Linked DNA regions of Homo sapiens: region 1 is linked to region 2. A link is an interaction called in ENCODE POLR2A ChIA-PET data of the cell type or tissue named here. Cell type or tissue: HepG2. All regions are shown on one strand. Links, peaks and the distances in the headings refer to the core of each region. The heading gives the core; the rest is flanking DNA. Region 1 has its middle 9.1 kb from the start of LINC01447. Region 2 overlaps PKD1L1 (polycystin 1 like 1, transient receptor potential channel interacting).

The links. ChIA-PET counts read pairs that join two places held together with the same protein. Peaks named below come from ENCODE experiments on the same cell type or tissue, not always from the same donor. Only the 100,000 strongest peaks of a DNase experiment are listed, where the experiment ranks them.
Region 1: POLR2A ChIA-PET joins it to region 2 with 13 read pairs; 7 of 35 experiments call an interaction of 5 or more read pairs at or near these places.

The regions. Positions count from the first base shown.
Region 1 is chr7:47,604,692-47,620,970 of GRCh38, forward strand. No RefSeq gene overlaps it. Among named protein-coding and RNA genes, the nearest start is that of LINC01447, 9.1 kb to the right of the region's middle. RefSeq lists a silencer at 6,177-6,418 and enhancers at 9,529-10,075, 10,076-10,620. In HepG2, for the core only: no CTCF peak of the experiment used is centred there; DNase peaks (open chromatin) are centred at 6,080 and 6,630; H3K4me3 peaks cover 1,265 bases.
Region 2 is chr7:47,778,372-47,794,650 of GRCh38, forward strand. It overlaps PKD1L1 (polycystin 1 like 1, transient receptor potential channel interacting), which reads right to left. Exons shown (of 57, transcript NM_138295.5): 56 at 14,256-14,426. Among named protein-coding and RNA genes, the nearest start is that of PKD1L1-AS1, 8.8 kb to the right of the region's middle. RefSeq lists a silencer at 8,340-8,634. In HepG2, for the core only: no CTCF peak of the experiment used is centred there; DNase peaks (open chromatin) are centred at 5,180, 5,400, 5,780 and 8,410; H3K4me3 peaks cover 349 bases.

The sequences.
Region 1 (16,279 bases), core at 2,716-10,715, 180 kb before region 2:
GCTACTCAGGAAGCTGGGACAAGAGGTTCACTTGAGCCTGGGAGGCAGAGGTTACTGTGAGCCAAGATCGCACCACTGCTCTCCAGCCTGAGTGATAGAGCAAGACTCTGTCTCCAATAAATGAGTGAATGATATGTTCTTGCAGTATTGGACCTGTTGGCATCTAAATATCTCACCTCAAAGATTATAGAAGTGCTGTTCTGGATGTTGCTATCCCTGTGAAACCTTCTCCAACCCCCGCCCTCCCTCCTTGGCTTAATTGCGGATACTGTTTCCAAGTAAAGCAAATTTCATTTCTCCAAATTAAAGTGACATGAAGCAGGTTTTTCACCCTGGTCAGCCCTTGCCACATAGTTGGGATGCCAGAATTCTTTCAAATAGCATGGAAAGTCCCAAAGACCAAACTAGAGTTCAACCTCTAAGTAAATAACTTCTCTTGCCAACATTCCTTTCTGGGGTGAGCCTTCCAATTTTTTTCATGCAAGTCAGTCTGTAAACTCTGCACAGCCAGCCTGGTGAGGCCCTACAGTAAACAGCGCACCTCCACTCCATATACGTGATTAAGGAGCTGGGGTCCAGACCTCAAAGTGTCCTCAACATGCGTTCAGGAAGAGCCATTTGTTACCTATGGTAGACTGCTGAAGCTGATGGTGACTTACTTAGAAAGTAATGAAACAGGACAGGCGCAGTGGCTCACGCCTGTAATCCCAGCACTTTGGGAGGCCAAGGCAGGTGGATCTCCTGAGTTCAGGAGTTCGAGGCCAACCTGACCAACATGGTGAAACCCCGTCTTTACTAAAAATACAAAAATTAGCCAGGCATGGTGGCAGGCACCTGTAATCCCAGCTACTCGGGAGGGTGAGACATGAGAATAGCTTGAACCTGGGAGGCGAAGGTTGATTGCGCCATTGCACTCCAGCCTGGGCAACACAGCAAGACTCTGTCTCAAAAAAAATAAAAAATAAAAACAAAAGTAATGAAACAGGCCAGGTGCAGTGGCTCAGGCCTATAATCCCGGCAGTTTGGGAGACCGAGGCAGGTGGATCACGAGGTCAGGAGATTGAGACCATCCTGGCCAACATGACTTTTTTTTGAGACAAAGAAAGAGAGAGAGAGAGAGAGGGAGGCAGGGAGGGAGGGAGGGAGAAAGAAAGAAATGAAAGAAAAGAAAGAGAAAGAAAGAGAAAGTAATGAAATAGCAGAGGCAAAGTGATGTCTCCAGCAATGGGGTTCTCATTCCCTTTCCTACTGATGCCTGTACTACTCTGGTTAAAAAGAGTAAACTCACTCACAACCCTGGGCCCTCCATCCTGTGTGCTGCAATGGAGTGAAAGTTTGGAAATTCCAACTAAGAAATTAAACATTGAGCAAAGAGTCTGCTTTCTCCAGTATTGGGTATAAAGTCAAATGGCATTAGGGCTGAGGGCCTCGTATGGCATCTTTGCCTGGGTGGACTGGCTGGTGCAGTGAGTTCAGGGTACAGAAGGCACTGAGGAGCCAATGCAATCTGGGGTCTGGGGTCAGTAGGACAGGGCTTGTCAAAAGTACGAACATTAAGAGGGTTCTGTGGCAGGGGTGGGGTAAGGGAAGACTCCGAAGGCTGGAGCAGAAGCATTGGCAGCAGCGCCGTGACTGGGCCAGTCAGCTTTATTCTCTGCTGGCTGTTGGTACTCTGGCTGAATATGAACAAGCCTGGGACACTGGTGCTGACTGGTCACAGTTGCGATGGTCAGACAGTCAATACCTGCGGGTAAAGCCTGTCTCTGATTAAGATGGAGACTGCTAGGCTAGGATTCCTCCCCAGGCTCCTCTTGTCTGTCATCTGCTTATGAACTTTCTAAATTTGGCCCGGCACAGTGGCTCACGCCTGTAATCCCAGCACTTTGGGAGGCCAAGGCGGGTGGATCATGAAGTCAGGAGTTCGAGACCAGCCTGGCCAACATGGCGAAACCTCGTCTCTGCTAAAAATACAAAAATTAGCCAGCTGTGGTGGCAGGCGCCCGTAATCCCGGCTACTCCAGAGGCTGAGGCAGGAGAACTGCTTGAGCCTGGGAGGTGGAGGTTGCAGTGAGCAGAGATTGCGCCACTGCACTCCAGCCTTGGTGACAGACCAAACTCTATCTCAAAAACAAACAAACAAAAAAAATTTCTACATTTATAAATGGTGTTTTAAAAAGAAAAAGAAACCTGGAACATTGCTATGGGCTGAGTTGCGCCTCCTAAAATCCCAAGGTTGATGTCCCAACCACAGTGCCTTAGTGTGTGACTGAATGTGAGATAGGATCTTTAAAGAGGTAATTAAGGCCAGGCTTGGTGGCTCACGCCTGTAATCCCAGCATTTTGGGAGGCTGAGGCAGGCAGATCATGAGGTCAGGAGATTGAGACCAGCCTGACCAACATGGTGAAACCCCGTGTCTACTAAAATACAAAAAATTAGCCAGGCGTGGTGGGGTGTGCCTGTAGTCCCAGCTACTCCGGAGGCTGAGGCAGGGGAATTGCTTGAACCCGGGAGGTGGAGGTTGCAGTGAGCTGAGATTGCTCCACTGCACTCCAGCCTGGCGACAGAGTGAGACTCTGTCTCAAAAAATAAATAAATAAATAAAAATAAGGAGGTAATTAAAGTTTAATGAGGTCATTAGGGTGGGCCCTAATGTAATATGACTGGTGTCTTTAAAACAAGAGGACATTAGGACACAGATACACACAGAGGGACAACACCTGGGGAAGGTGGCATCTACAAGCCCAGGAGACAGGCCCCAGAAGAAACCAACTCGGCCCATACCTGGATCTCAGACTTTCAGCTTCCAAAACTGAGAATAAACTTATACTGTTCAAGCTTCCCTGTCTGCAGTATTTCCTTTTTTTTTTTTTTTTTTTGAGACAGAGTCTCACTGTGTCGCCCAGGCTGGAGTGCAGTAGTGCAGTCTTGACTCACTGCAACCTCCACCTCCCGGGTTCAAGCAATTCTCCTGTCTCAGCCTCCTGAGTGGCTGGGACTGTAGGTGCTCACCACCACACCTGGCTAATTTTTGTATTTTTAGTAGAGATAGGGTTTCACCATATGGGTCAGACTGGTCTCAAACTCCTGACCTCAGGTGATCCACCCACCTCGCCTCTCAAAGTGCTGGGATTACAAGCCTGAGCCGCCACATCCTGCCTGTAGTATTTTCTTACTGCAACTTAGCAAGCTACAATATGAAGCAAAAATACAGACATGAAGCATGAAGTATACATTTGCTTTAATTATCTATGTATGCTCTATGCCACATCTGCCATGTACTACTTTAAAGCCATGTACAGGCCTGTACAGGGACACTCAGCACAGTGTCACATATGTAGATCTAAGCACCTGAGTCATTTTCAAGGACACTTGCTTTTGGGGTCCCAGAGCCTAGGACAGTCATTTGAATCTGCTGTACACACGTTCTCAAAAACACCCACCCCAAGTGGTGTGTTTACTGATCATGCCATCTCAGAGTGAATGTCACCGCCAACCTAACCAGAGATACACAGCGAGTGCCCTCCAGGAAGGTCCTTAACCTTTCCAGCATCCTTAGATGATCTGTTCTTGCTCCATCAAACAAGTGAGCAGAGGAATGTGGCCCTCAGAACAATTGCATCCAGGGAGCGAAGACTGAATCTGGTCTCAGGCAGGGTAAAGATTTGTCTCCGCCTCACTCTCCCTGAGTGGTCAGAAAGCGGCCCTGTGATGGTGAGCAGTCTAAAGGTGGAGGTGCGTGCAAGTGCCCGGTGTGAGCAGGTCAGCCCCGCGCTGGTCAGCTCTTCACTGACTCCCTCCACTGCAGATCTGGAAGTGTGGGTGCTGTACTCAGACAGGAATGTCATCAAGCCGAAGAGCACCTTCTACTGGAGTTCAGGTAAGGTTTTTGCTCCAGACATTTTTCATCTGTAGAATGTTAATATCTAGACATTAAACATTCATATAATCATAAGAGTTTTCCAGGCCCCCTATATATGCAAATGGTAAATAACTTAATTATAGTCAGAAAATCGATAGGTGAAAGTAAAAAGTTCCATTTATAATGTTACTGAGATTAGTAACATTCAGAAATTGAAAATCTGCTTTTAGATTTTTTCCCAACAAATTTTATCTATGAAGTAAAATAGGTTCCTCGGCTCCCTTCTCTTGAAGGCAGAGTAAATGAATATTTATAAGTCACTTTTCACATCCTTACAGGGCACTTCACAACCCTTGTTTTATTAGGGACAAAGCACTCTGTAGTGAGAAATAATCAGTGTTGCGATGTTGGTCATCCTTATGTGCCTATTATCTTTTTTTTCTTTTTTTTTTTTTTGAGACAGAGTCTCACTCTGTAACACCCAGGCTGGAGTGCAGTGGCACGATCTTGGCTCTTGTCTGTCCACTGGTTAAAGCGATACTCCTGCCTCAGCCTCCCGAGTAGCTGAGATTACAGGCGCCCGCCACCATGCCTGGCTAACTTTTGTGTTTTTTGTTTCTTAGTAGAGACAGGGTTTCACCGTGTTGGCCAGGCTGGTCTCGAACTCCTGACCTCAAATGACCCACCTCTGCCTCCCAAAGTGCTGGGATTCCAGGCGTGAGCCACCGCACCAGGACCCCCTTATGTGCCCATTATCTACGAGGCTCAGTATAGGATTTATCTCACCAAAATCTGACCCTAACCCTACATGGTTCCCAGAGAAGTGATTGCTAATTATTATTAACACATGGAACAACTATAATAGTTATTATTATTTTGAACACAGTCTTGCTCTGTCACCCAGACTGGAGTGCAGTGGTGCAATCTTGGCTAACTGCAACCTCCATCTCCCGGATTCAAGTGATTCTCCTGCCTCAGCCTCCTCAGTAGCTGGGATTACAGGCACGCACCACCAAGCCTGGCTAATTTTTCTATTTTTAGTAGAGATGGGGTCTCACCATGTTGGCCAGGCTGGTCTCGAACTCCTGGCCTCAAATGATCCACCCACCTCAGCCTCCCAAAGTGTTAGGATTATAGGTATGAGCTGCGGTGCTCAGCCACATTGAACAATTATAGCATGGCAGGTGCTTATGTGAATCAGCTGCTCAAGTCTTCATAACCAACCCATGGAGAAGGAAGGGCCTCTCACTGTGACCCCACATTGTCAATGGAGAAACAAACGCCGAGACCAAGAACCTCACCGGGCGTGCTGGCTGGCGTCTATAGTCCCAACTACTCAGGAGGCTGAGGCAGGGGAATCGCTTGAACCCAGGAGGCGTAGGTTGCAGTTAGCTGAGATTGCGCCACTGCACTCCAGCCTGGCAACAAGGCAAGACTCTGTCTCAAAAAAAAAAAAGGCCCTGGAGTGGACAGTGGCAGAACTGGGGTATGATGCTGGAGATTGACGCTGAGCGACAAGTCACCACATCCCCCACCTACCTTCCCTCCACACATTTCCTAACTTGCCCCACGTCAAAGAGTTATCAGTAACTATACCACAGTTGTTTTGATGATTGCAAAGAGCAAGAATGGGAATAAATCCCTTCTTGATGTCTCAGCCCTCATGTGGATTTGGCGGAGGCCAAGAGCTGGCTTCATCAGCTTCTGTTTATGAGCAGAGCTTCCAAGGCCTGTCTGTGCAGAGAGAGCTTGAATACATCCCAGGAAAGACCACGAGTGAGGCGCTCATTCAGCAGAAGGGTTTTACAGAATGGCTTGGAATATGTGAAGGCCCACGGAGCTGGAGCGGAGGGAGCCAGGCATCAGTTGCCCTGTCTGAACCTTCAAGAAGGCTGAGGGCTCTGCCTTCCTTGTTCATCTAACTCTGCAAGTTTTGGGGACAGGGAAAAAGTGTTACTATTTCCACAGCTGATCCAGTTCTTACAAAGCCTCGAGCTTGGAAAGAAAGAGAGGGAGAAAACCTTCAGCCCTATCACTGATTTCAGAGTGCAGAGCAGGCTGCCAGGGGCTCTCCAGGCAAAGGCAGCGGCAGTGGCCTCCCTATTGCCCTGCTGGGAGCAGGCTCATCCCTCACCATCCCTCCTCTTCTCATTTCTACCCCCAGGAGCTCAGTTAGTTGCTGCTGGCTCGTTTCTATTTACACAACTGGAAAAGTAATGTGTGGTCTCTCCCAAACAGTTGGGCGATCTGTGTAATTATGCAACAGTAGAAAACAGCAGCTCTGTTTGGAAAGCAGGGTTATGATCTCCTAGCTGGGGATTGTTTATGGAGATGAATCTCATGGCAGGCTCAATTTCCTTAAGCAGCTCCTCTCCCTGCCAGGTCAGGTCCTTCCCTGGTCACAGACTGCACTGTCTTCTGGAGTCTTGGCTGTCCTGGACATAAGCCATTTCTAGTGAGTGGTATGTACCACCTTCCATTCTGCAGTTCTAAGGAGGAATCTGGAAGCATTCACAGCTAATCGTCTCTATGGGTGCCCCCACTACCGTGCCCCTCTGCCCCGGGAACACACAGCTATTGCCATTTGCCTCACACCAGCCCTCTTCCAGTTCCAAAACGTTCAAAGTGATTGCTCGGCAAGAGAAAGGTTGCCTATCCTGCACGAGGCGCTGTGTTTCTCCAGCTCTATAATATACTGGTGGTTTACAATGTCACCATCAGGAACAATTCCCGGCAGAGGGTAATCGGCCAAAAGGACAAGTCAAATCAACACAGGCAAACAGCCAAGCCCAGGTGGCAGGGTCGGTCTGCAGAGGAGGCTGAGCATTTATATGGAGGCCTGAAGGTTTGTCCTTGAAAAGGCAAATTGTCTAGATATCAGGTTAGCATCTGGTGGGTGTGTTGAAGAATTACAAGCTGGTAGTTAAAGGGCAATTGCTTTTCCTTGAGACAAAAATGGCCTAAGTGGTTAGATGGAAAGGGCAAGGGAGATATTGGAATGGTGAGCCCATGAAAGACACAGACTTGGGTCCTGGAGACGGGCCCCACTCCTGTGAGCCAGGGCACTGGCCTGGGGGATCCCAAACCGGCAAGTCAGCCGCCGACAGCACTGTCTGCTCCTCAGCCCATCCTCAGGGCTCCATAGAAGCCTCTCTGTCACCGTGTCTCAGAGACTTTTTTTTTTTTTTTTTTAAGATGGAGTCTCACTCTGTCGCCCAGGCTGGAGTGCAGGGGCATGATCTCGGCTCACTGCAACCTCCGCCTCTTGGGTTCAAGCAATTCTCCAGCCTCAGCCTCCTGAATAGCGGGGATTACAGGCCTGCGCCACCATGCCCGGCTAATTTTTGTATTTTTAGTAAAGATGGGGTTTCACCATGTTGGCCAGGCTGGTCTCAAACTCCTGACCTCGTGATCCGCCCGCCTCAGCCTCCCAAAGTGCTGGGATTACAGGCGTGAGCCACTGCACCTAGCAAGGATTGTTTTTAATAATAATGGAGCCCAGGCGAGGTGGCTCACACCTGTAACCCCAGCACTTTGGGAGGAAAAGGCGGGTGGATCACCAGGTCAGGAGATCAAGACCATCCTGGCCAACATGGCGAAACCCCATCTCTACTAAAAATACAAAAATTACCCAGGCGTAGTGGTGTGCGCCTGTAGTCCCAGCTACTCAGGAGGCTGAGGCAGGAGAATCGCTTGAACCCGGGAGGCAGATGGTGCAGTGAGCCGAGATTGTGCCACTGCACTCCAGCCTGGCAAAGAGCGAGACTCCATCTCAAAATAATAATAATAATAATAATAATAATAATAATAAGAAGAAGAAGAAGAAGAAGAAGAAGAAGAAGAAGAAGGAGAAGAATGGGAAATGGGGCAAATGCAGAAATTACAGCAACTGCTCATATTCCTAGCACACAGAGATTAAAGAACAGGGAATATCTAGGTTTACTTCCTGTGACATTGGGTTTAATGTATATTTGATGCTTGAATCTTGCTCCTTCTTCTTTTTTTTTTTTTTTTGATACGGAGTCTCTCTCTGTTGCCCAGGCTGGAGTGCAGTGGCGCGATCTTGGCTCACTGCAAGCTCCGCCTCCTGGGTTCACGCCATTCTCCTGCCTCAACCTCCCGAGTAGCTGGGACTACAGGCGCCCACCACCATGCCCAGCTAATTTTTTTGTATTTTTAGAAGAGACAGGGTTTCACTGTGTTAGCCAGGATGGTCTCGATCTCCTGACCTCGTGACCTGCCCGCTTCAGCCTCCGAAAGTGCTGGGATTACAGGCATGAGCCACTGCGCCCGGCCACATTGCAGATTTTTTATTTCTAATTATTGTGGATAATACTGTGGTGAATAACTTGCTATCAAATGCATTTCTCACACACTCCCATTTTTTGGATTATATTTTAATATACTTTTTTTCTCACATGGAAGAGTACTAGGACAAACATTATGAAAACTCTGGAAAAACACTTTAAAGAGGTGGATTTTTTTTTTTTTTTCCTTAGGACAGCAGAGGTCGGACCTTTCCTCTTCCCCGCACCAACACCAGCTCCATGTGCATTTATTGTTGGATTTTAACACCCGTGTCCTCCCTCCCTCTCCCCAGTGTTCTTTCACAGCTTTGCCCACTGGCAAAGATGGATATCTTGTTGTATAAAATGGAAAAAAGCAGAAATTGTGAAGATTAGACCTACCTTCCTTCCTTCCTTCCTTCCTTCTTTTCCTTCCTCCCTTTCTCCCTCTCCCTCCTTCCCTCTTTCTTTCTTTTTGCAAAGATTAGGATTCTCTCTGGGTTTTCTAGAAAGCAAGTATCACTGAGCAATGGGCTCACACTAGTTACGCATAGAAGCCAATATTATAGCATCAGCTTTTGTGAAAAGAAAAAGCTTTATTGCAAGGTTGACTGGCAAGGAGACAGGAGGCAGTGCTGAAATCTGTCTCCCCAGGCTGGGATCTGGGGGCAGGTTTTATAGGCAGAGAACAACTATGAGGGAGATAGGAAACTGCAACAGGCGTGACTGGACTGGGTCATGCAAAGAGGTGGTGCTAGGTTCTTGGCTTTTAAGTTTGTACTGCAACAAAACAGGGCATCCTCGCTTCTTAACTTGGACCTCGTTCCTCGATGGACTGCATGTGGTTCTGCACGTGATTGTCTTTTTCATTCTGGTTGGCTCTGGCATCACCAATCAGGCATGCTTGGTTTATCTGGGCATGCTCAAGTTATGTGACTTACAACCCTCGTGTCCACTGCAAATGAAAAACAGCTCATCTTTTCGTTTCATTTTGTTACTGACAAAATGGAACCAGGCTGAACTGTTTCTGCAGTGAAGGATACATGCCCCACTCAGTCCCCGGCAGTGCTAGGCAAGGCGATAGAGGCAGCAGAGGGAGTGAGTACTGGCACTAACCTTCCACAGAAGGACAGAATTTTTTTTTTTTTTTTTGAGATGGAGTCTCACTGTGTCTGTCGCCAGGCTGGAGTACAGTGGCAAAATCTCGGCTCACTGCATCCTCTGCCTCCTGGGTTCAAGCAATTCTCCTGCCTCAGCCTCCCAAGTAGCTGGGATTACAGGTGCACACTACCACTCCCAGCTAATTTTTGTATTTTTAGTAGAGATGGGGTTTCACCATGTTGGCAGGATGGTCTTGATCTCTTGACCTCATGATCCACCTGCCTCGGCCTCCCAAAGTGCTGGGATTACAGGCATGAGCCACCGCACCTGGCCAGGACAGAATTTTAACTGGTAGCTTTTCCGAAGATCTGGCTCAGTAAAGACTAGTAGGAGTAACTGCTCCTAGTAGTGACTAGTTGGGGAAAATCTTGGTGGATATCTGCTTGTGTGCAACCCCTAACACAAAAATGTACCTGAGCCTGGTGTTAGCTGTTGCAGATGCTTGGGACAGCGGGAAAACAGAGCAATTTGGAGCCATCTGTAAAATGTCCATCTTCAGGAGTACACACAGTTGCACCAAAGAGCTGGGCCCCGAGCTTGTGGAACTGAAGGGCCTAGGAAAGAGCCCTGGCCTTTTCAGCAGACAAAGCAGAGGACAGAGGATATGCTGAGTAATCGAATGGCTGGCCCCAAGCAGCAGCAGTGCTTTCCAGGCAGGTGGGCTGGCCGTTGTGGGCAGGACAGAGCCCTCACACCTGGATGGCTCGTGCAGCAGGATGCCTGTTGTTCCTGGCACAGGCAGGTGTAGAACCTCTCCTTCCACAATGCCATGCTGTATGCCACCGCTCAGCATAAAACCAGCTTTCTCCTGTGCTGCCAAACCCCTGCCAGTCCTCCTCTGGCCAAGATCTCTGCCTTTGAGAAGCTCCGGGCCCTCAGTGGAGCTGAAGGCCCTCTTTGTGCTGCCCCAGACTTGGCCCGTGGCTCTATGACTGCACTCAAGGACCCTAGATGTCCATGCTGACCCCACCAGCCCAACCTCACCCCTAGGCCATGGGCAACCAGAAAGGCTGGCCCATTATCTCTATTCCCATCTTGCCAACACTGGTCTGATTATCAAACGAGGGAACACAGGAGAAAGGACACTTCGGCTGACCAGTGCAGTGCCCGTGCAGTAGAAAGGCATACTTCCTGATAGCACCAGCCTGGCCAGAGAGAAATCGAGTCTCCCCACTTCCTATTCGGGAACTCATGAATTCACCCTCTTACCTTAAATGACTTATAAGTGACTGAAATCAATTTAATGTTTAAAATAATTTCAATAGGCCAGGCACAGTGGCTCATGCCTGTAATCCCAGCACTTTGGGAGGCCGAGGTGGGTGGATCATGAGGTCAGGAGATCGAGACCATCCTGGCTAACATGGTGAAACCTCGTCTCTACTAAAAATACAAAAAATTGGCCGGGCCTGATGGCGGGCGGCTGTAGTCCCAGCTACTCGGGAGGCTGAGGTAGGAGAATGGCATGTACCCGGGAGGCAGAGCTTGCAGTGAGCTGAGATCGCGCCACTGCATTCTAGCCTGGGCAACAGAGTAAGACTCTGTCTAAAAATATATATATATATATAAAATAAAATAAAATAAAATAAACATAGCTTCACTTAATATCTGAATGTGTTATGCTATCTTAAAGGGTAAGCCTAGTAACAACAAGCAGTCAAGACACTGGTGACAACAAACTCTGTGGGAGCCCAGCTCCTGCCACTCTCTGCTTAGGGAAGAGTTCATGCTCACTCTAACTCTGTTTCCTTGTCTGTGAGCTTAGGACTGTTCTAGTTAACTATTGTTGAACAACAAAACCAACCCAAAACTTCATGGCTGTAAACAATAATCGTTTATTACTTTTTATTTATTCTTTTTTTTGAATTAGGGTCTCCCTTTGTCACCCAGGCTGGAGTGCAGTGGTGTGATCTCGCCTTCTGCAATCTCAAACTCCTGGGCTCAAGTGATCTTTTCACCTCAGCCTTCCTAGTAGCTGGGACTAAAGCACATGGTATCATGCCTGACTAATTTTTAAAAAATTGTTTGTGGAGATGGGGTCTCATGTTGCCCGGGATGGTCTAGAACTCCTGGGCTAAGGTGATCCACCTGCCTCAGCCTCCCAAAGTGCTGGGATTACAGGCATGAGCCACTGTGCCCGGCTCACTTATTACTATTATGTCTCCTAGTCCTAGGGGCTAATGGGCTCAGGTCAGCAGCGCTGACTCAGGTCTCTGGTCCCCATGGGTGTGCTCAGACTGGGGCTGGAGCTGGGTTGTGTTGAAGGCTCTTCCCTCCCTGTGTGGTACCTGTGTTGCAGGACTCAAACAGCTGGGGATCTTTAGCCCTCTCTCTCTCCCTTCTCTCCATGTGGCCCCTCCAGCATGGTGGCTTCAGGGTGACTGGGCTTGAGGGTAGCACGACAGGCCCAGAGTTCTACAGGCACAACCCTGAGAGGGACTAAGCTGAGTGGAAGCCATATTCTAGGCCTTGGAAGGAGCGTGCCTGAGCCAGATAGTACCAGCCTCCAGGAACTGATCATTAAATGTTCAAAAATGTTGGGGTGCCTGTTAATCACAGGCACCATTAAGATTTAACAAAAACTTACAGTTACATTGTATTAAAATCAAAGGCAATATATTCTTTGTCACTTCCAAATGATTTTTTACCATATATTACTGTTATTTATGCTTTTGGAGTTATTTACATCGATCTTATCTATAGAGTGGAAATACCATTAATGGTGTGTTAATGCACATGTCTTTCCAGCTTCATGTTCAGTGACATCATCTTAGTAGCCTGAAACCCACCATGGGCATATTTACACCCCAGCAAGTGGCAGTTGTACAAATCAAAGCCTTAATATTTTTTTCCAGTTGTAAAATTTTGTTTAAAGAAATCTTGGCCCAGCGCAGTGGCTCACGCCTGTAATTCCAGCATCATGGGAGGCTGAGGAGGGTGGATCACGAGGTCAGGAGATGGAGACCATCCTGGTTAACATGGTGAAACCCCATCTCTACTAAAAATGAAGATAATTAGCCAGGCGTGGTGGCAAGTGCCTGTAGTCCCAGCTACTCGGGAGGCTGAGGCAGGAGAATCGCTAGAACCCTTGAGGCAGAGGTTGCAGTGAGCCGAGATCGCACCACTGCACTCCAGCCTGGATGGCAGAACGAGACTCCATCTCAAAAAAAAAAAAAGAAAAAAGAATATTTAGCCAAATTAACTTTAAAAGAGTTTAATTGAGCAAAGAATGATTCGCAAATCAGGCAGCCTCCAGAGTCAGAGACTCCAGTGTAGCTACATGGTAGAAGATTTATGGACATATAAAGGAAAGTGACATACAGAAAACAGAAGTGAGGCACAGAAACAGCTGGATTGGTGACAGCTCGGTGTTTGCCTTATTTGAACATGGTTTGCATAGTTGACAACCTTTTTTTTAGAAATGGAGTCTCACTCCATCACCCAGGCTGGAGTGCAATGGAGCAATCTTGGCTCACTGCAACCTCTGCCTCTCAGCTTCAAGCAATTCTCCTGCCTCGGCCTCCCCAGTAGCTAGGATTACAGGCGCCCGCCACCCACCCAGCTAATTTTTTGTGTTTTCAGTAGAGACGGGGTTTTGCCATGTTGGTCAGGCTGGTCTTGAACTCCTGACCTCAAGTGATGCACCCGCCTCGGCCTCCCAAAGTGCTGGGATTACAGGTGTGAGCCACTGCGCCTGGCCAATAGGCAACCTTCAATTGGCCAAAACTCAGTGACAGCACAAGAGTAGGCTACAGTCTGTATATAACTCCATTTAGGCTCCAGTTCACATAATGTACAGATAAACCTTTAGGCCAAACTTAAAATATGTAAGTAGCAGCTTTAGGCTAAACTTGATGGAACAATATCTACTGGTGCCTGTTGGCCATTTCCTACTAGTCAGAGTGGTCATGACTGCTTTCTAGATGCAAGGGAGGTCCTCTGTGGGAGGACAGCGCTGTGTGAGAGCACGTGAATGGGATACATACATCACGGCAGCCCTCTTTGGGGAGTCACAACCTGCCACGGGGATAGTGGAAGAATTGATGTAATTTATGGAAAGTGTTTTACCTAGTATGGAGGATATGAATTCTTCAATAAATGGCAGCTAGTTATTATTACATATCTGCTGGGCCTAATATTTGTCCCCTCCCCAGTTCATATGCTGAAACCTAATTGTAAAGTCATAGTAAAAGGAAGCAGGGCCTTTGGAAGGTATAAGGTTAGAAGGGCTCTGTTCGACCGGGCGCGGTGGCTCATGCCTGTAATCCCAGCACTTTGGGAGTCCGAGGCGGGCAGATCACGACGTCAGGAGATTGAGACCATCCTGGGTAACACAGTGAAACCCCGTCTCTACTAAAAATACAAATAAATTGGCTGGGCGTGGTGGCAGGCACCTGTAGTCCCAGCTACTGGAGAGGCTGAGGTAGGAGAATGGCATGAACCCGGGAGGCGGAGCTTGCGGTGAGCTGAGATCGCGCCACTGCACTCCAGCCTGGGCGACAGAGCGAGACTCCGTCTCAAAAAAAAAAAAAAAGAAAAGAAAAAGAAGGGCTCTGTTCCTGTGCTCTCGTGAATGGGATTAGTGCCCTTAAAAAAGAGGCTCCAGAGAGCCACCTGCCCGTTCTGTCATCCAAGGTCACAACAAGGCGGCTCCATCTTTGAAGCAGAGAATGGGCCCTCATCAGATGCTGAATCTGCTGGTGGCTTGATCTTGGACTTTCCAGCCTCCAGAATTATAAGAAATAACATTTCTGTTGTTCATAAATTACCCAGTCTAACGTATTTTGTTACAGCAGCCTGAACAAACTAAAAAATGCCTATGTATCTTTACTTGTATGGCAGGAAAACTCTGGGATATGGGGTTCCATGAGCCTGTTGGCACCACAAAATGGTACTTGCTATTGAGATGGAAGTGGGGAAGGGAAGGGCGTGGTCCCTTTAAATGATACGGAAGGTAAGTGCTGGGTAGAGGAGGGCATGGTTCCTGGCTAAGGCTCTACTCCCAGGCCTGCGCCTATGGACCTAGGTGAGGACAGGCATTTTTTGTTTTCCTGCCCAAATGTTGCATTTCCCAAGACCACCCTGGCCTGCCATGCCCCCATCCTGTGCCTGTAAAAATCCGGAGACCCTAGCAGGCAGACACACAAGCAGCTGGACGTCAAGAGGAACACATAGGCAGCTGGACTTCCAGAGGAACTCACTGACGGGCACTGCCATACTGGCAGGCCACCGATCAGCAGAACAACAGGGAGTTTGGCTGGGGTGGTCAGAGGAGAGCCCAGGCTGCCGTGTGACCCGGCTCCAGGGGAAAACCAATCCACCTTCTGGCTCTCCCATCCGCTGAAAGCTACTTTCACTCAAGAAAACCTTGCATTCATTCTCCAAGCCCACATGTGACACGATTCTTCCAGTACACCAAGGCAAGAACCCAAGATACAGAAAGCTCTCTGTCCTTGCAATAAGGCAAGGGTCTAATTGAGCTAACACAAGTCGCCTATGGATGGCTAAACTACAAGAGCTCTCTGTGACATATGCCCACTGAGGCTTCAGCTGTAAACATTCACCCCTAAGCGCTGCTGTGGGGTTGGAGCCCCACAGCCTGCCCATCTGTATGCTCCCATAGAGGTCTGAGCAGTGGGGCACTGAAGAAGCAAGCCACTCCTCCATCACATGCCCTGCGAGGGGGACAAGGGAACTGTTTCCATTTCACAATCATCTGAATGTTTGTGCCTTCCCAGCCCCCAAATTCATTTTGAAACCCTAACTCCTAAAGTAGTGATATTAAGAGGTGGGGCCTCTGGGAGGTGATTAGGTCTTGAGGATGGAGCCTCATGAATGGGATTAGTGCCCTTAGAAAAGAGACCCCAAAGAGCTCCCTTGGCCCTTCCACCACTGAGGATGGAGCAAGAAAGTACCATCTATGAACCAGAAAGCAGGCCCTCACCAGATACCAAATCTGCTGGCACCTTGATCTTGGACTTCCAGCTTCCAGAACTGTGAGCAATACATTTCTGTTGTCTATAAGCCACCCAGGCTATGGTATTTTGTTACAACAGCCTGAAGGAACAAAGACAGTAAACCACTGGAAGAAAAAGTCTGAGTCTTAGTTATTCATTTGCATCCCCAAAGCCTAGCATACAAGCTAAGTACAATAAATTTCTGTTGAATGAGAAATTTTCTGTATATCTCAAAGCTCATCTGAAGCAGCTGATAAAGGTCTCAGGTTTTTTAAAAAGCTGGAGATATTGGGGTACACCAAGCTACAATAATTCCAGCTGCAGATGTCTCCAGGATTACCTTGTGGGTATTCCATCCATCCGTGTGAAGGCATCATCTCAGCCAGTTCCTGAGCATGTGTCTGTCTTTATAAACAAAAGCAAATAATAAAGCCTAAAGTAAACATCTTTTAAAGACTTAAATATGACTGCTTTTGGATAATTGACCAACTTTTCTGGTCTCCCATGGCCAAGTTGGGGGATAAGGATGCTAAGAACCCTCCTCATGGACCCCATCTACTTCCAGGCCCTCCTCTCTCCATGCTCCCACCCTTGGCTTCAGCCCTGACAACACTGCACAGTCCTGTCTCTCCCCCATATCTTTACCTGCTGGCACGTCCTTCCCCAGCTTGGGATGTGCTTCCTCCCACTCCACTGTGTTGAGCTAACTTCTAGTCTCCCACTGACATTTTCTTTTTTTTTTTGAGACAGAGTCTCACTCTGTTGCTGCCCAGGCTGGAGTGCAGTGGCACAATCTCCTGTTCACTGCAACCTCTGCTTCTCGAGTAGCTGGGACTACAGGCATACACCACCACACCCAGCCAGTTTTTGTATTTTTAGTAGAGACAGCTTCACCATGTTGACCAGGCTGGTCTGGAACTCCTGACCTCAAGTGATCCACCCACCTTGGCCTCCCAAAGTGCTGGGATTACAGATGTGAGCCACGGTGCCCGGCCCCTCCTGTTGACATTTGACTGCA
Region 2 (16,279 bases), core at 4,139-12,138:
TATGGCTCAACATCAGAAGGGAACAAAAGAACAAAAGAATAATAGCAGTTGAAGTCACTCATGATTAGAATAAAGAAACGCCAGTGAGTCACATGGAGGAGATAATACAGACCTGGTGGCTCATCAAGGAGGTATTATAGCCCTCAAACAGGTGAAGATGAAGAAAACATTTTCCCTTACAAACAATAATGCACCTGTATTTGATCTGCTGTAAAGGTCTTTGACCTATGATTTACCAACTTCCAGTGTGCTTAAGTCTAGTATAGAGATAAGGGCAATTGAAATGAGACTATGTATTACTGATATATAGGAGACTTATGATTTTAAAAGTCATCCTCATCTTTGTATGAGTTTCTTAGTCTCATAAGAATTTGAATTTCAGGACTGGCCTTTAGCACATGAATGTCTTCTCTGACCCAGCATGCTGAGGAACAGGCTTGGACACTGACTTCCCACTGACCTCAAAGGCAGTGCTGTTCTTGAACAGGACTTACTTCAAATGCAAGGCAGAACTTTTTATTCTGGAAAGAATTGTGCCCATAGAACAGACACTGGCGATCATATCGTTTTTAAAAAATGATATTCAGCTAACAGGTTGTTATATTAGTAACTAAACTAGAAGTTCTTGTCCTATGGAGAGAATCTCAAGTCTTTGAAAACATATTCTTTCCTACCCTTCACTCAAGTAATTTATCTGCTCTGAAAAATGCCAAAAACATACCACTGTGCCCTGCCCAGTGCCACAGACATTTCCACTTATTTTTTAGGCTAAGCAGCAAATGTGGATCCAAAAGTGGAAGAAATCAGACACTGCTGATGGCAGATGTCTTGCCAATAGGTCAGATGGCTGCATGTTTTTAATCAAGCAGGCCCCATCACCTGAGAGCAGAGATCAAATTATCAAGGTGGTGTGTGTGGACAGCTTTTTGCAGCCACTGGCAGACTCAGTTTCCTTTGTCAATTTCTGTCTGGGATACGATGCTGTTCAAAATGCTCGTGAGACTTTTGTGGTTAAATTATGCTGAAACATGGTGTGTTTTGAGGAGCAAGTTGTCAGCCAACTCAATGATACCACCAGTGGGAGTAGGCCATAACTCAGGCTCAGCTCCTGTATCTCTGTGTCTTGGTCAGATTCTCTAATTACTCTTCCACCCACACTTCTTGCTGATATTCTCTACGGAGATATTTGGTTACTGATACAAACATATTACTCTTGTCCCAAATAACTCAGATTTTTTTAGCGTCTGAGAATGGCTCCACCTTTACAGAGTCTAAAAGATGACACAGGCTCTTCCCTCCACCCCTATTTGGGTTTTGGTCCAGCAGAAAGTGCGAACATATGGTGCGGGGCCCACAGATGAGGCCAAAATCTCATTAGGTAGAAATCTGAGCAATTCGGGATGTCCAAATACTGCAGAAGCTCAGATGCCTTCATGCTTTGGAGCTTTCATCTATAAAAGACACTTGGGGAAAGGATAAACCATGGGCTGGGTGGGAGAAAGGAGGTGCCCAGAAAGAGCACTTGTTATGCACATTTGTGACTAGACTATTCTCTTGTTTGCTAGGAAAAATAATTAATATTTGCACTGGTTTTTAAGTTAATACCATTTTCAACTTATTGTAATTTTGTATGCTATAACAACCTCGTTATTTTTTAATTATTTTTTTTTTACTTTGAGATAACTGTAGATTCACACACAGTTGTAAGACATAATACAGAACACTCCTATGTACCTTTTACCAGGTTTTCCTCAATGGTCACATCTTGCAAAATTACAAAACAATATCCCAGCCAGGATATTGACATTGATACAATTAACGTAAAGAACATTCCATCACCAAGATCCCTTCTGCTGTCCTTTTATAGATGCACCTAAGCCTTCTTCCTTCCTTCCTCACCGTCTTTTCATCCCTGACTCCTGGCAACCACGAACTGCTTCCCTTGTCTATAATCTTGTCATTTTAAGAATGTTATATTGGCCTGGCGCTGTGGCTCATGCCTGTAATCCCAGCATTTTAGGAGGCTGAGGTGGGTGGATGACTTGAGGTCAGGAGTTTGAGACCAGCCTGGCCAACATGGTGAAAACCCGTCTCTACTAAAAATACAAAAATTAGCCAGGCGTGGTGGTGTGCACCTGTAGGCCCAGCTACTTGGGAGGCTGAAGCATGAGAATCACGTGAACCCGGGAGGTGGAGGTTGTAGTGAGCCGAGATTGTACCACTGCACTCCAGTCTCGGCGACAGAAGACTCCACCTCAAAAAAAAAAAGTTATATAAATAGAATCATATAGTATGTAACCTTTTGAGTTTGGCTTTTTGCACTCACTCAGCATAATTCTCTGGAGATTCACCCAGGTGGCTGTGTGGATCAATAGTCTTTTTGTCTTTATTGCTTAGTAGCATTCCATGATATGAAGGGACCACAGTTTGTTTAACCATTCACTCAGTGAAAGCTATTTCCAGTTCAGAGGTGTCACAAATAAAGCTGCTGTGAACATTCATGTGCAGGTTTTTATGTAAACCTAAGTCTTCACTTCTTTGGGATCTATGATCCAGATAATTTCTGGGCGATAAGTTTTCATGTTTCATTTTATAAGAAACTGCCAAACTATTTCCCATAGTTGCTGTACCATTTTACATTCCCATCAGTAATGTATGAGTGATGTGGTCTTTGCATTCTTCCCAGCATTTGGTGTTGTCACTATTTTTTATTTTAGTCTTTCTAAGGTATGTAGTGATATATCATTATGGTCTTAATTTCCAGTTCCCTAACGGCTAGTGATAGTCACATCTTTTCATGTGTTTGCCATCTGTACATCTTCTTCAGTGAAATGTCTGTTCATTATTTTGGTCCATTTTCTAATTAGATTATTTACATTTTTACTGTTGAATTCTGAGGCTTCTTTATATATTGTAGATACTAGTTCTTTGTTGAACATGCGGTCTGCAAATATTTCCCTCCAGTCTGTGGATTGTCCTTCCATCCTCTCAATAAAGTCATTTGCAGAACAAAAGGTTTTTTTTTTTGTTTTGTTTTGTTTTTTTTTTTTTTTTTGAGACAGAGTCTCACTCTGTTGCCCAGGCTGGAGTGCAGTGGCGTGATCTTGGCTCACTGCAAGCTCCGCCTCCTGGGTTCATGCCATTCTCCTGCCTCAGCCTCCCAAGTAGCTGGGACTACAGGAGCCTGCCACCATGCCCAGCTAATTTTTTTGTATTTTTAGTAGAGACGGGGTTTCACTGTGTTAGCCAGGATGGTCTCGATTTCCTGACGTAGTGATCCGCCCGCCTCAGCCTCCCAAAGTGCTGGGATTACAGGTGTGAGCCACCACACCAAGCCAGAACAAAAATTTTCAATTTTTAAAGTTCCAATTTCTGATTTTCTCCTGTTTTTTTCTCCTGCAAATTTGACAGTTTCATGTTTTGCATAAAACATTGTTCATGATCCATTTTGAATTATTTTTGTATATGGTATGAGGTATAGGTACAAGTTCTTTTTGTTTTCTTTTGCTTTTGGATGTTCAATTGCATCGGTAACATTGTCAAAAATGCTATTCTTCCTTCAATGAATTGCTTCAGCACCTTTGTCAAGATGAGTTTGGCATATTTGTGTGAGTCCATTCTGGGATCTCTATTCCTGGGATCTATTCTGTTCCAAGGATCTTTGTCTCTTCCCCTCTGTCAGGACCACATGGTGTTGATTGCTGTGGCTGCATAGTATAGTATAACCACCTTCTGTGCAAGGCATCCAGTTCCTCCCCTCTCCACTCTGACCCACCATCCAATAAACCAGCTGTCTATGAGAGTTATAAATAATGTCACCTGCAGATTTTGAAAAAAGATGCTCAACTTCTGCAGGGTGCAGGGTGTTGTAGGTCCTTCAAAGGTCAGTGCATATTTCTAAACTTTAATAATTACATTTCCTTACTCCTGCCTGGCAACAGGACAAGGATGTTGGTCAAAAAAAAACCACAGTAACTTATGAAAGTAGAGACTGCAAGGAGGCCCTGGCAAGCACAAATCTCTGGAAAATTATTCAACTCAGGACAACTGCAGCAGAAAACTTTCCTAAGGTCTCTACTTTTTCAAGGACAAGGGCTAGTATTTCAGTAATACTTAAATTGATTATAAACTAGCAAGAGAAGCCAGGAAGAAGGTCACCATGAGAAAAGAGTTCCTCCCTACAGTCCCAGAGATTTGTATAACCTCATTCTATATTTACTTGAATTCTGAAGATCAGATAGAATAAATCTCCACACTGGTGTAGTGAATGATGACATTGGTACACCCATGTGTGCTAGCTGTAACTTGGACCCTCTGTCTTCCCCTCAAGAAAAGTCTACTGGGATAGTGGTTGAGTGAACATGGCTTTGAATAGGGAAACCCTTGAATCTGCTCTAATTTTTCTTCTCCTTGGTCCTACTTAAAATCAATTAATTGTCAAGCCTTTCAACTATATGTTGAGTAATAAATTATTCAAGACATAGTTAAGAGTGCAAAACCAGTGGGAACTGCTGTACTAGATTTTACCAAAGATAGACACTCACTCCCAAACCGCTGGGGAAATGGATTCGATCTTTACTAAAGGTGTTGTGCTGGTGACATGGATGAGGTATGTCTTTGGGGATTCTTACGTGATTTTATCCCTTGAGAATGAGTCACTTACCTGAGGAGGAGGCAACAGGAGCTCCTGACCTCAGAGGCTCTCCTACATTCCTGCGTTCTGTAACTTAGAAAGCCATTGGGAGTATACATTGATAGCTATATGGTATTTTAGGGAAGACTCAATGGCATTTCTATTTAAAAGTATTATTTAAAATAGCAAAAAAAATCATCTTTTGTTATTACTTGATCTTTTCCACAGTCAAATACTCAGATAATCTACTTGTTTTATAATTTTAATGATAATCAACATGTACTAACATACAAACATCATTCTTATAAAAGCATTTATAAATTAAGATCTACACAGAGTAAAAAAGAAGAGTTTGCTAATTTTTTGAGTATTTTGTTTTAGTTTTGTCAGATTAGTGAAACTAAATTTTTCAAAAAGCTAGAATTAATGGAAAACTATAATACTTTCTTCAAATATTTACATTTGCTTAAATGTATTTGTTTTGGGTTGAATTGTTCTTCCTCCAGAACAAAAAAGGCACTGGTGGATGTGACCTTATTTTGCTGATGATCAAGCTAAGATAAGGTAATTAGGGTCGGTCCTAATCCAATATGATTGTGTTATAAAAAGAGAAAATTTGGACACCCAGGGAGAATGCCCTGTAAAAAAGAGAACTACACTGCCACAAGCCAAGGAGCTAAGGGAAGCTGGAGAGATGCCTGGAACAGATCCTTCACCAGGGCCTTCAGAGGGAGCGTGGCCCTGCTGACACCCTGACCTTGGACTTCTGGCCTCCAGACTACAAGAGAATAAATTTCTGTTTGTGGCACTTTGTCATGGCAGCCCTAGCAAACTAATGCAGTATTTTACATATTCTTTTGGGAAATAATTGTAGTTTGCAAGACTCCAATTGAAATAGAAACCTCAAAAAGAAGCCAGCCGACAGTGTATTTTAGTCCTTGAGAATTCAACTTTCTTGAACCCTGCTAGGAGACAATTTGGCCCAAGTAAATAAATTATGTGTTCACAGTCATACAGAAGCCCTGGTTTATATCCTTAGTGCCTCGAGTGCCATTCTAGCACACATCTAAATAAAAGGGATTAACAATAATATTTCAACTTCATTGGAGCTATGTCTGCCAGGAAGGAATGAATCAGCAGCCACAAAAACATTCCTGCTTGTGAAGTCATCCCGGGAAGACTTAGTATAATCCATGAAAGCAGAGAGAATTCATTTCAGAAGGCTGTCTGCTTCAACATTTCTCTTTAGGTTTTAAGTTATTCCCACTTCCAATATATTAAGTATTTGTAAGCCATATCTAGTTCTTTTAAATTTAATTAGCTTTTCTTGTGATGTCCATCATGGGAAAAATTCCAAGACATACTTAGAAACATAGAAAAGCTTAGAAAAAATAAGAACCATTAAAACAAATCATATCTCACAACTATGACCCTATCATTTTGTCATCTCTTTACTTGAGTAATACAATAGCTTCTTTTTTTTTTGAGACGGAGTTTCACTCTTGTTGCCCAAGCTAGAGTGCAATGGTGCTATCTCGGCTCACTGCAACCTCCATCTCCCAGGCTCAAGCAATTCTCCTGCCTCAGCCTCCCAAGTAGCTGGGATTACAGGCGCCCACCATTATGCCCGCTAATTTTTTGTATTTTTAGTAGAAACGGGGTTTCACCATGTTGGCCAGGCTGGTCTCGAACTCCTTACCTCAGGTGATCCGCCCATCTCAGCCTCCCAAAGTGCTGGGATTACAGACATGAGCCACTGCGCCCAACCCACAATAGCTTCTTTTTAAAAGCGTTTCACTTGGAAATAATTTTAAACTTAATAAGAAAGTTACAAGAGTAATTCAGAAGTACTCAGCTACCCTTTCCAGAGCCACCTATTAGCATTTTCCCATGCTTGCTTTATTAGTTGCCCTTTTCTATCCATATACATCACCCACCACTTCTTTTTGCTCAATAACCAGTTCACTAAATATTTACTGAGTGCTGGTCTCTGTGGAAGCCACAGTGGTGGAGAGAAAGTCATGAGAACTCAGCTAGCAAGGGCAGAACCAGGATGTGAGAGCAGGTGAGAATGATCATTTTTAGTTAAGTCTAGGAATATACTGGTCCTTAACATGCTGAATGAAGTCTGGGAACTATGGGGTGCATTCTTCCTGAGCATACCTCATTTGAACTTGATGTTTGCATCCTTACCGACCCCTCTCGGCTTCACATGAAGAAACACATCATAACATAGGTCCAAGTGGATACAAAAGTTGCTCAGGTTTTTGTCCATAATTTTGAGATTTGTACTTTCCAAGTTCCAGGAATATAATGTTTTCTGAGTGGACATAGTTCACTTTCAAGTCAATGTTGTTCATCTTTGGATCCCCAGCCTCTAGAATTGTGCCTGGCACAAAAATACTTGAGGAATGCATGAAACGTGAAAGTGTTAATAGTCTCTATTAAAGCTATAGACAGCACTTACAGCATGCAGACACGAACTCCTTTAACTCCTTTACCTCTCTCAGTGGTCTCATGGGAGAGGCTCTACTACTGTCCTCCTTTTACAGAGTAGGATGTAAAGACACCAAGAAGTTAAGTCGCTTTCCTACAGTCACCCAGCCAGTAGTTAAAACTGAATCACTCCACAGTTGCTCAACCCTCAGACCTGCCTGACCTCCATGTTTATCAGCAGGAGTTGGGGCATCTCTAGGGCATCATACTTTCTGCATGTTCAGGCCGAGTTGATATTTCTTTCTTTTTTTTTTTTTTTGAGACAGAGTCTCACTCTGTCGCCCAGGCTGGAGTGCAGTGGTGCAATCTCGGCTCACTGCAACCTCTGCCTCCCGGGTTCAAGCAATTCTCCTGCCTCAGCCTCCTGAGTAGCTGGGATTATAGGCGCCCATCACCACAGCCGGCTAATTTTTGTATTTTTAGGAGGCACGGGGTTTCACTACGTTGACCAAGCTGGTCTCGAACTCCTTACCTCAAGTGATCCACCTGCCTCGGCCTCCCAAAGTTCTGGAATTACAGGTGTGAGGCACCATGCCTGGCCAATATTTCATTTTAAAAAGCCCCTTCTAGCCTGTTTCTTCCTCAAGGATTCAAACTTAGTGTTCAGATACATTGCATCATCTGTTAGAAAATACCAAAGTCAATGAAGATTCAGTAAGTTTACAGAACCTAACTATAACTACAAAAACTTCTAGATTTGAGGGAACTCAGTAAATTTCTTTGACAGTCACCTGTGACGGGGGCTACGTAAACGCATTGGGAAAAGCTAAGTATTCTAAATCTTCTCATTATTTTACAAACTGGCAAGTTAAAGGAAGAAGCTGAGAGAAAATTCACCCTCTTGATGGCTTCCTGCTCCTAAGTAACACTGACCAGCAGAGTTCAGAGCACAAACCTTGCTGAAAAGAGTGGCTGTGGACTGTGGCACGCCAGTCTTCACAGATTGTGTTGGGGACCCCAAATGTGAAAGGGAATGCAGATTTTCCACAGTTATAAAAACCATCTCACCTTCCTCCTGGCAGGTAGGTGCTAAGGAATTACACTGAAAAAAATAAAGGCAAAAATCCTCTAGGAGAGACTCTGTGCCCTGAGGTCAGGCGCTCCCCTCTGGATGTTCCTGCCTTACGCAATGGTATTCACAAAAGCAAATCAAGAGGAAAATATGTGGAGGAAAAACCCTTCTGACATCTCTAAATTGCATCCACTGACTAGTGGCCTAGCCAGCTCCTGCAAAGTGGTGAGTCATCGCAGTAGAGAAGAGGCCCGAGCAAGGAGCAGGGCAAGAGCTCGGAGGTCCTTCTGCCCAATCAGCAGCAGCCCCCGGCTGGGAGGTCTCTTCGGGGTCCAAGGCTACATAGCTGAGAGGCCACAGAGTGCCAAGAACCGTTAAGGGGGCCGAGCTGGCAAGGGGGAGAAGGTGGGGGCTGGCAACTCACCGCATTTTGTTGCCATGAGTCACTTTAAAAATACAAAGAACAATATGATTTGTAGGTGGTTATTGATAGCTCCAGGCATCCAATCCTTCTAGTTTATAAAGATACAAATCTTAATTATTAATGGTTAAGATGAAGAAACAAATAAATGCCTTGAAGTTAGGAAATTCAAACGAATTGTTTCCTCAGATCCCCTCACACAAAAAAGGGTCTGTTCTGTAAAGTCCAGCTTGCTTGGCCTATTCCAAGACCAATGACATTCCTGGTTCTTTCCCAGGGAGGCCAGCTAAACTCATGTTGCAGAAACTTGAGTTCTGCAGGCAGAAACCCACCTGGGAGCCAGGTGAGAGAGACCCACCCTTGGCAGCATTAACTTTTTGCCAAACATACTTTTGATAAATACCTCATAAAGTGATAGTCCAGAAAGCGTTGTGTTTTCCTGTGGAATGAAACCAAAGTTATGATTGCATTGTTGCTGAAAACGTCCCACTCATACACAAGAAAAGTAAGTCATAAGGGCAAAGACAGCACCTACAAGCCTCCACCATCATTTGAGGGAAATTCTTTTCTCAGCCATAGGAAATTAGTATAGATTACTATGTGTTGTAACTGTATAAGGACTCACAATAGTGTGTGTTGTGTATATAAAGGACTGCTCAACCATATTATAAATTTAAAGTTCTTGCTAGTTATATGAGCTATAAAATATATAAACAAATTAAGCGGGTTTAAAGGAAAGAGATGAGCCATACGCCTTTAAAATGCTGTGGTGGGACTTTGTTTTCATTTGCTTTTTGAGACAGGTTTTCACTCTGTTTCCCAGGCTGGAGTGCAGTGGCATAATCATGGCTCACTGCAGCCTTGACCTCCTGAGCTCAAGTGATCCTCCCACCTCAGCCTTCCAAGTAGCTGGGACTAGAGGTGTGTGCCACCACACCTGGCTAATTTTGTATTTTTTGTACAGACAAGATCTCATCATGTTGCCCAGACTGGTCGCGAACTCCTGGGCTCAAGTGATCCTCTAGCCTCGGACTCCTAAAGTGCTTGTATTGTAGGCGGGAGCCACTGTGTCCGGCCTGTTGTAGGACTTTTGAACTGACAATCTTTTTGTCCTTAACCTTAGTAGTAAAGGCTCTGATGTTGTATTATTAAATATAATACTGACATTTAACTTGAGCTATATTCCTATTTTTTTTAAAAATATCGATTTCATTTTTATTAAGAATATGTTTTAATACTTAGGAATGAATGTTGAATTTTATCAAATGCAGCCATGGAAAAAATAAAATGATAGCTTCCTCCCTGTTTGGTGAAGGTTATTAATATATTCTTTTTTTATTTATTATTTCATTTATTTTTATTTTATTCATATATTTTTATTTTATTTATTCTATTGCCCAGGCTGGAAATGCAGTGGTGCGATCTCTGCTCACTGCAACCTCCACCTTCCAGGTTCAAGAGATTCTCGTGCCTCAGCCTCCTGAGTAGTGGGGATTACAGGTGTGCACCATGCCGGGTTAATTTTTGTTGGCCAGGCTGGTCTCAAACTCCTGGCCTCAAGTGATCCACCTGCCTTGGCCTCCCAAAGTGCTGGGATTACAGGTGTGAGCCACCACACCCAGCCCAGTTATATATATATATATATTTTTTTTTTTTAATTTTAATTTTAATTTTTTTTTTGAGATGGAGTTTCTTTCTGTTGCCTAGGCTGGAGTGCAGTGGTGCAATCTCGGCTCACAGCAATCTCCGCCTCCCAGGTTCAAGCCATTCTCCTGCCTCAGCCTTCCAAGTAGCTGGGAATACAGGTGCCCGCCACCACACCCGGCTAATTTGTTTTGTATTTTTAGTAGAGATGGGTTTTCACCGTGTGAGCCAGGATGGTCTCGATCTCCTGACCTCATGATCCGCCCACCTTGGCCTCCCGAAGTGCTGGGATTTCAGGTGTAAGCCACCGTGCTTGGCCTATTAATAAATTTTTAATATTAAAACATTTGTATCCTGATTTAATACTCATATGATCATGGGATATAATTTTCTTAATCTGCTGCTGGATTCTATTTGTTAATGTTTTATTTAGATTTTTGGTATCAAAAATCAATAAGACTGACATGTAGTTTTATTTTTAATTTGGAATATTTTTGTCCAGTTTTTAGATCAATAAATTGCTTGTTTCATAAAAACACATTCGGAAGCTTTTCTTCTGTCTCTGCTGTGGCACAGTTTGAAGGTCGTTCTGGACTTACATGCTTCTTAATAGTTTGGTGTATTTTCTCTGTGAAACCATCTGGGACTGGTGCTTTTGGAGGGATAGAACTTCAAATACTGTTTCAGATTTCTGTCTCTACTCAAGTCAGTTTGTTGCATAATAAACAATGATAACTGTTCTCTCCTTCCAAAATTTTATAATTTATTTAATTTCCTAAAGGTTATTTTCTGTTTCTCATTTTTATTTTGTATATGAATTGTACTCACTTTGTTCATCATATTTAGATACATTAGCCAATAATTTGTCAATTTAATTGTTCGTAAAAAGATTCATCTCTTGGATTACTTCATTTTGCTGTTGATTTCATTAAATTATACTTTCATTCTTTCAACTTCTTTCCTTCTGTTTTGCTTAGTGTGTGTGTCTGTGTGTATATTTGTGTGTGTTGTGAATTTTTCCTATTTGAGCTGAACACACACTTAGTTTACTTTTATTTGTTGTTGCTCCACTTTATATACCATGGGATTTCGTCTGTCAGTGCTTTCTGCTAAGCACTAATTAGCAGTATATATTGTCCTTTGTTTTAATCCCATCATTCAAAAATAACAATATATACCTTATGGTTTAAATATAAATACATACAATTATCTTTCTTCTAAAATTTTCAATTAAATTCTTTCATTTTTATGTTACAAATATAGTAAATACTATCCATTTTTTCTCCTCTGTATAAATCCTCTATTTTATTTTATTTATTATTTATTTTTGAGGCAGAGTCTCACTCTGTTGCCCAGGCTGGAGTGCAGTGGTGTGATCTCGGCTCACCGCAACCTCTGCCTCCCAGGTTCAAGCAATTCTCTTGCCTCAGCCTCCCGAGTAGCTGGGACTACAGCCGCGTGCCATGACGCCCAGCTAATTTTTTTGTATTTTTAGTAGAGACGGAGTTTCACTGTGTTAGCCAGGATGGTCTCGATCTCCTGACCTTGTGATCCGCCCACCTAGGCCTCCCGAAGTGCTATGATTACGGGCGTGAGCCACTGCGCCTGACCCAATTTTATTTTATTTTTTACAAAATTGGTCATTATATTTTCTTTTCTTAAAAATTATGTTTTTCCTATCATTTGCCCAATTTTCATATGCACATTTAAACAGTTTTTTATGATTAAAACAATAATAATAATTGCTAAATAAATAATTTTTTTTTTTTTGAGATGGAGTCTCATTCTGTCACCCAGGCTGGAGGTGCAGTGGCACAATCTCGGCTCACTGCAAGCTCTACCTCCTGGGTTCACGCTATTCTCCTGCCTCAGCCTCCCGAGTAGCTGGGACTACAGGCGCCCGCCACCATACTCGGCTAATTTTTTTGTATTTTTAGTAGAGACAGGGTTTCACTGTGTTAGCCAGGATGGTCTTGATCTCCTGACCTCGTGATCCGCCCACCTCGGCCTCCCAAAGTGCTGGGATTACAGGCGTGAGTCACCGCACCGGGCCATAACTTAAATAATTTTAACTCACTTGGAGATGACTTGATTTTCAGGGGTAGGAGGTATCTAGGTGTCAGTAGGATTATCTTTTTTTAAGTCCAGCGACTTTATTAGTGTGTGTTTTATTTTTTATTTTTATTTTTTCTGTTTTCTGTTTTTTTTTTTGAGACGTGGTCTCACTCTGTCACCTAGGCTGGATCACCCCTCACTGCAGCTTCTACCTCCTGGACCCCAGTAATCTTTCCGTCTCAGCCTCCTGAGTAACTGGGACCACAGGTTTTGTTTTTTTCTTTGGAGAGATAGGGCTTCACTATATTGCTCAGGCTGGTCTTGAACTCCTGGGCTCAAGTGATCCTCCTGCCTTGGCCTCCCAGATGCTGGGATTATAGGCATGAGCCACTACACCCACCCATGTTCTAGTTTTAATAGATGTGAATCCATTTCTTCCCTGGGACACAGTTCTTTTTTAAATATATAGGTGTATATCTCTTTTCCAGTAAAGTCTTTTAAAATTATATTTTAAAATATTTTTTTCTGTTCAAATTTTCTGGGCTTTTTTAGGGGAGACACTAATTATAGATACCCTTTCCGTGTCTTACGCACATTCTTCCTGGTCTGATTTCCATGTGTATTACTTTTCCTAAAATCAATTTTAACTTTTTTTCTCTTGCAGAATTTTCCCAAATATGTCATCCATATAGTTTATTCTCTTTTCTGTGAATCTATTTGCTTTATTTTTTTCTTTTCCATTTCTTTCCTCAACTCTGTTAATTCACTGTCTTTTTATTTCATCTTGGAGTTCTTTCATCTTGGCTTCAAACTGTCATTTCAAAGAGACATTTTTTTTTTTTTTTCATTAACTTAACCTTTGTGTGGAGAACATCTCGGTTACAATTTTTACCTGTTGATGGCAATTGTTTTCAAAGTTATACCCTTCATCTTCACTTTTGGTCATTTTTACATACTGCTTTTTCCTGAAGCAGATTTGCATAGATGCAATAATTATTTGCTTTTATTATTTCTACTCCTCTCTACATGTGGAAGTTCAACTTTTCATAAACGGTGTTCTTCCCTGGGTTGTTGTGAATTAGGGCCCGGGAAGGGCTGGGGCAGAGAGCTTATAGCAGGTACTTCATGTTCTCCTCTGCCTTCAGAGAGCTCCTTCATTGCCACTCAGTCATGTGAACATGACAGCTCTGGGCCAGCAGAGTATCTCTCTGGATCTCAGGGAAGTTACCACTGGAAGCTATTTATCTTTGGGGCATGGCACTCATCCTTCTTTTTCACTGTGTACCTGGCACATGGTGTGTCTATTGGTGTTGATTTTTCTATAGTTTGCAAGTAGTGTGACTCTAGGTCTGTGAACCACCAATAGTTCCTCCCCTAGGCAGCCACATCAACAAACAGCTTCCTACAAAGACGGCTTCCTGCACGTTTTGTCCTTCAGTCCTATGTCCCAGGAACTCTGTGGCATTAGGTCTCAGGGAGATTCCTTAAACTCTTTAGTGCTCTATAATCTATTCGTCCAAACCAGGGGCCTTTGTTGGCTCCTCCAGATACACTGTCTAACTTGGAGAATTCTGTGTGCTCTTGGAAATGGTAGCATCCTTTCTCCTTTTGGTCTAAGTTTTACTGTTCTTGGCATCCATTCTTGAGATTACTGGTCACATTCTGGGCCATAGATTTCTGGGTTTTTTTTTGTTTCTGGGAAGATCGAGTTTCCATTTCTGTTTCTCAGTCTCCTTGTTGATTTCAGTTGTAATCAGAAATAAGGGGCAGACAGATACTTATGCTACCATTTTCAACTGGAAGTCACATCATGGACTTTAAATTTTTAAGTGGTTCTTTAGTTCTGGCCAGAGCATATCTTATCAGCAGTATGATATCTAAAGAATATTTATGCAAATGGACCTTATAATTTGGAAAAACAACTATTCCAAAACTCCTTTAGAACTTAAATTGCTATGAAGAAAATTGACATAAATAATTTTGCATGGTCTTACCTCAGCAGCTTGGTAACTAGAAATGTCCACTAAGGGACTCTCTTCTGTCCTTGCCTCCCCTGTGTTGTTGGATGTTTTTTCCAGAAGGGGGAGTTGTAGGCTGTCGGACAAACCATTAATCTTCATCAGAAGTTCGTCTAACAGATTTGCAAATTCATCCAAGTAGTAATTCTGAAGGGAAGAAAATTAGATTAGTAAATGCATTCAAGAATCTCATTATCCCCCTTTCCTCATTATGTGAAGCATTTAGGGGTATCATCTGTAGACAGTATTGGGCTATGTTAGGAAACATACTGACTCTGCCTGCAGTTAGAAGACCTGGGTGCTGGGCCTACTCTTACATCTCTATATCTCAGTTGCTTCAATAATAATGTACGTATACAGATATACATGTAAATGCTACAGTTAATAATGCCTACATAAAAAAAACTATTGAATGGATTTAAAGGCAGTAATGCATCATGCTGCTATGGGAAAATAAGGTCATTCTTTCATCCCTTCGATTAATAAATCTTTATTGAGCACTATTAAAAAAATAAGGCAATAATGGATGGGGAAGCACATGACAGAGAATAAAGCCCTATCAAAATGTACAGTACCGTGATTACATATGACTGCCTTCAGAACCTTACTGGATGATGCTTAAATATCACCTGATATGGTTTGGTTGTGTCCCCATTCAAATCTCAACTTGAATTGTATCTCCCAGAATTCCTGTGTTGTGGGAGGGACCTGGGGGGAGGTAATTGAATCATGGGGGCTGGTCTTTCCCGTGCTATTCTTGTGATAGTGAATAAGATCTCATGAGATCTGATGGCTTATCAGGTGTTTCCGCTTTTGCATCTTGCTCATTTTTCTCTTGCCACTGCCACGTAAGATGTGCCTTTCACCTCTCGCCATGATTCTGAGGCCTCCCCAGCCATGTGGAACTGTAAGTCCAATTAAATATCTTTTTGTCCCCAGTTTCAGTTATATCTTTATCAGCAGCTTGAAAATGAACTAAAACAGTAAATTGGTACCAGTAGAGTGGGGTGTTGCTGAAAAGATACCCAAAAATGTGAAAGTGACTTTGGAACTTGATAACAGGCAGAGGTTGGAACAGTTTGGAGGGCTCAGAAGAAGACAGGAAAATGTGGGAAAGTTTGGAACCTCCTAGAGACTTGTGGAATGACTCTGACAAAAATGCTGATAGTGATATGAAAAATAAAGTCCAGGCTGAGGTGGTCTCAGATGGAGATAAGGAACTTGTTGGGAACTGGAGCAAAGGTGACTCCTGTTATGTTTTAGCAAGAGACTGGCAGCATTTTGCCCCACCCTAGAGATTTGTGGAACTTAGAACTTGAGAGAGATGATTTTTAGGGTATCTGGCAGAAGAAATTTCTAAGCAGCAAAGCATTCAAAAGGTGACTTGGGTGCTGTTAAAAGCATTCCGTTTTAAATGGGAAATGGAACATAAAAGTTAAAGAAATTTGCAGCCTGACAATGCAGTGGAAAAGAAAAACTCATTTTCTGGGGAGAAGTTCAAGCCAGCTGCAGAAATTTGCATAAGTAGCAAGCAGCCTAATGTTAATCCCCAAGGCCATGGGGAAAATGTCGCCAAGTCATGTCAGAGACCTTCACAGCAGCCTCTCCCATCATAGGCCTGGATGCCAAGGAGGAATAAGTGGTTTAGTGGACTGGGCCCAGGTTCCCCGTGCTGTGTGCAGCCTAGAGACTTGGTGCCCTGTGTCCCAGTTGCTCCAGCCATGGCCGAAAGGGGCCATTGTACAACTTGGGCTGGGGCTTCAGAGAGTGGAACCCCCAAGCCTTGGCAGCTTCCATGTGGTATTGAGCCTATGGGTGCACAGAAGTCAAGAATTGAGGTTTAGGAACCTCAGCCTAGATTTCAGAAGATGTATGGAAATGCCTGGATACCCAGGCAAAAGTTTTCTGCAGGGGCGGGGCCCTTATGGAGAACTGCTAGGGCAGTGTGGAAGGGACCTAGTGGAGCTGTGAGAAGAGGGCCACCATCCTCCAGACTCCAG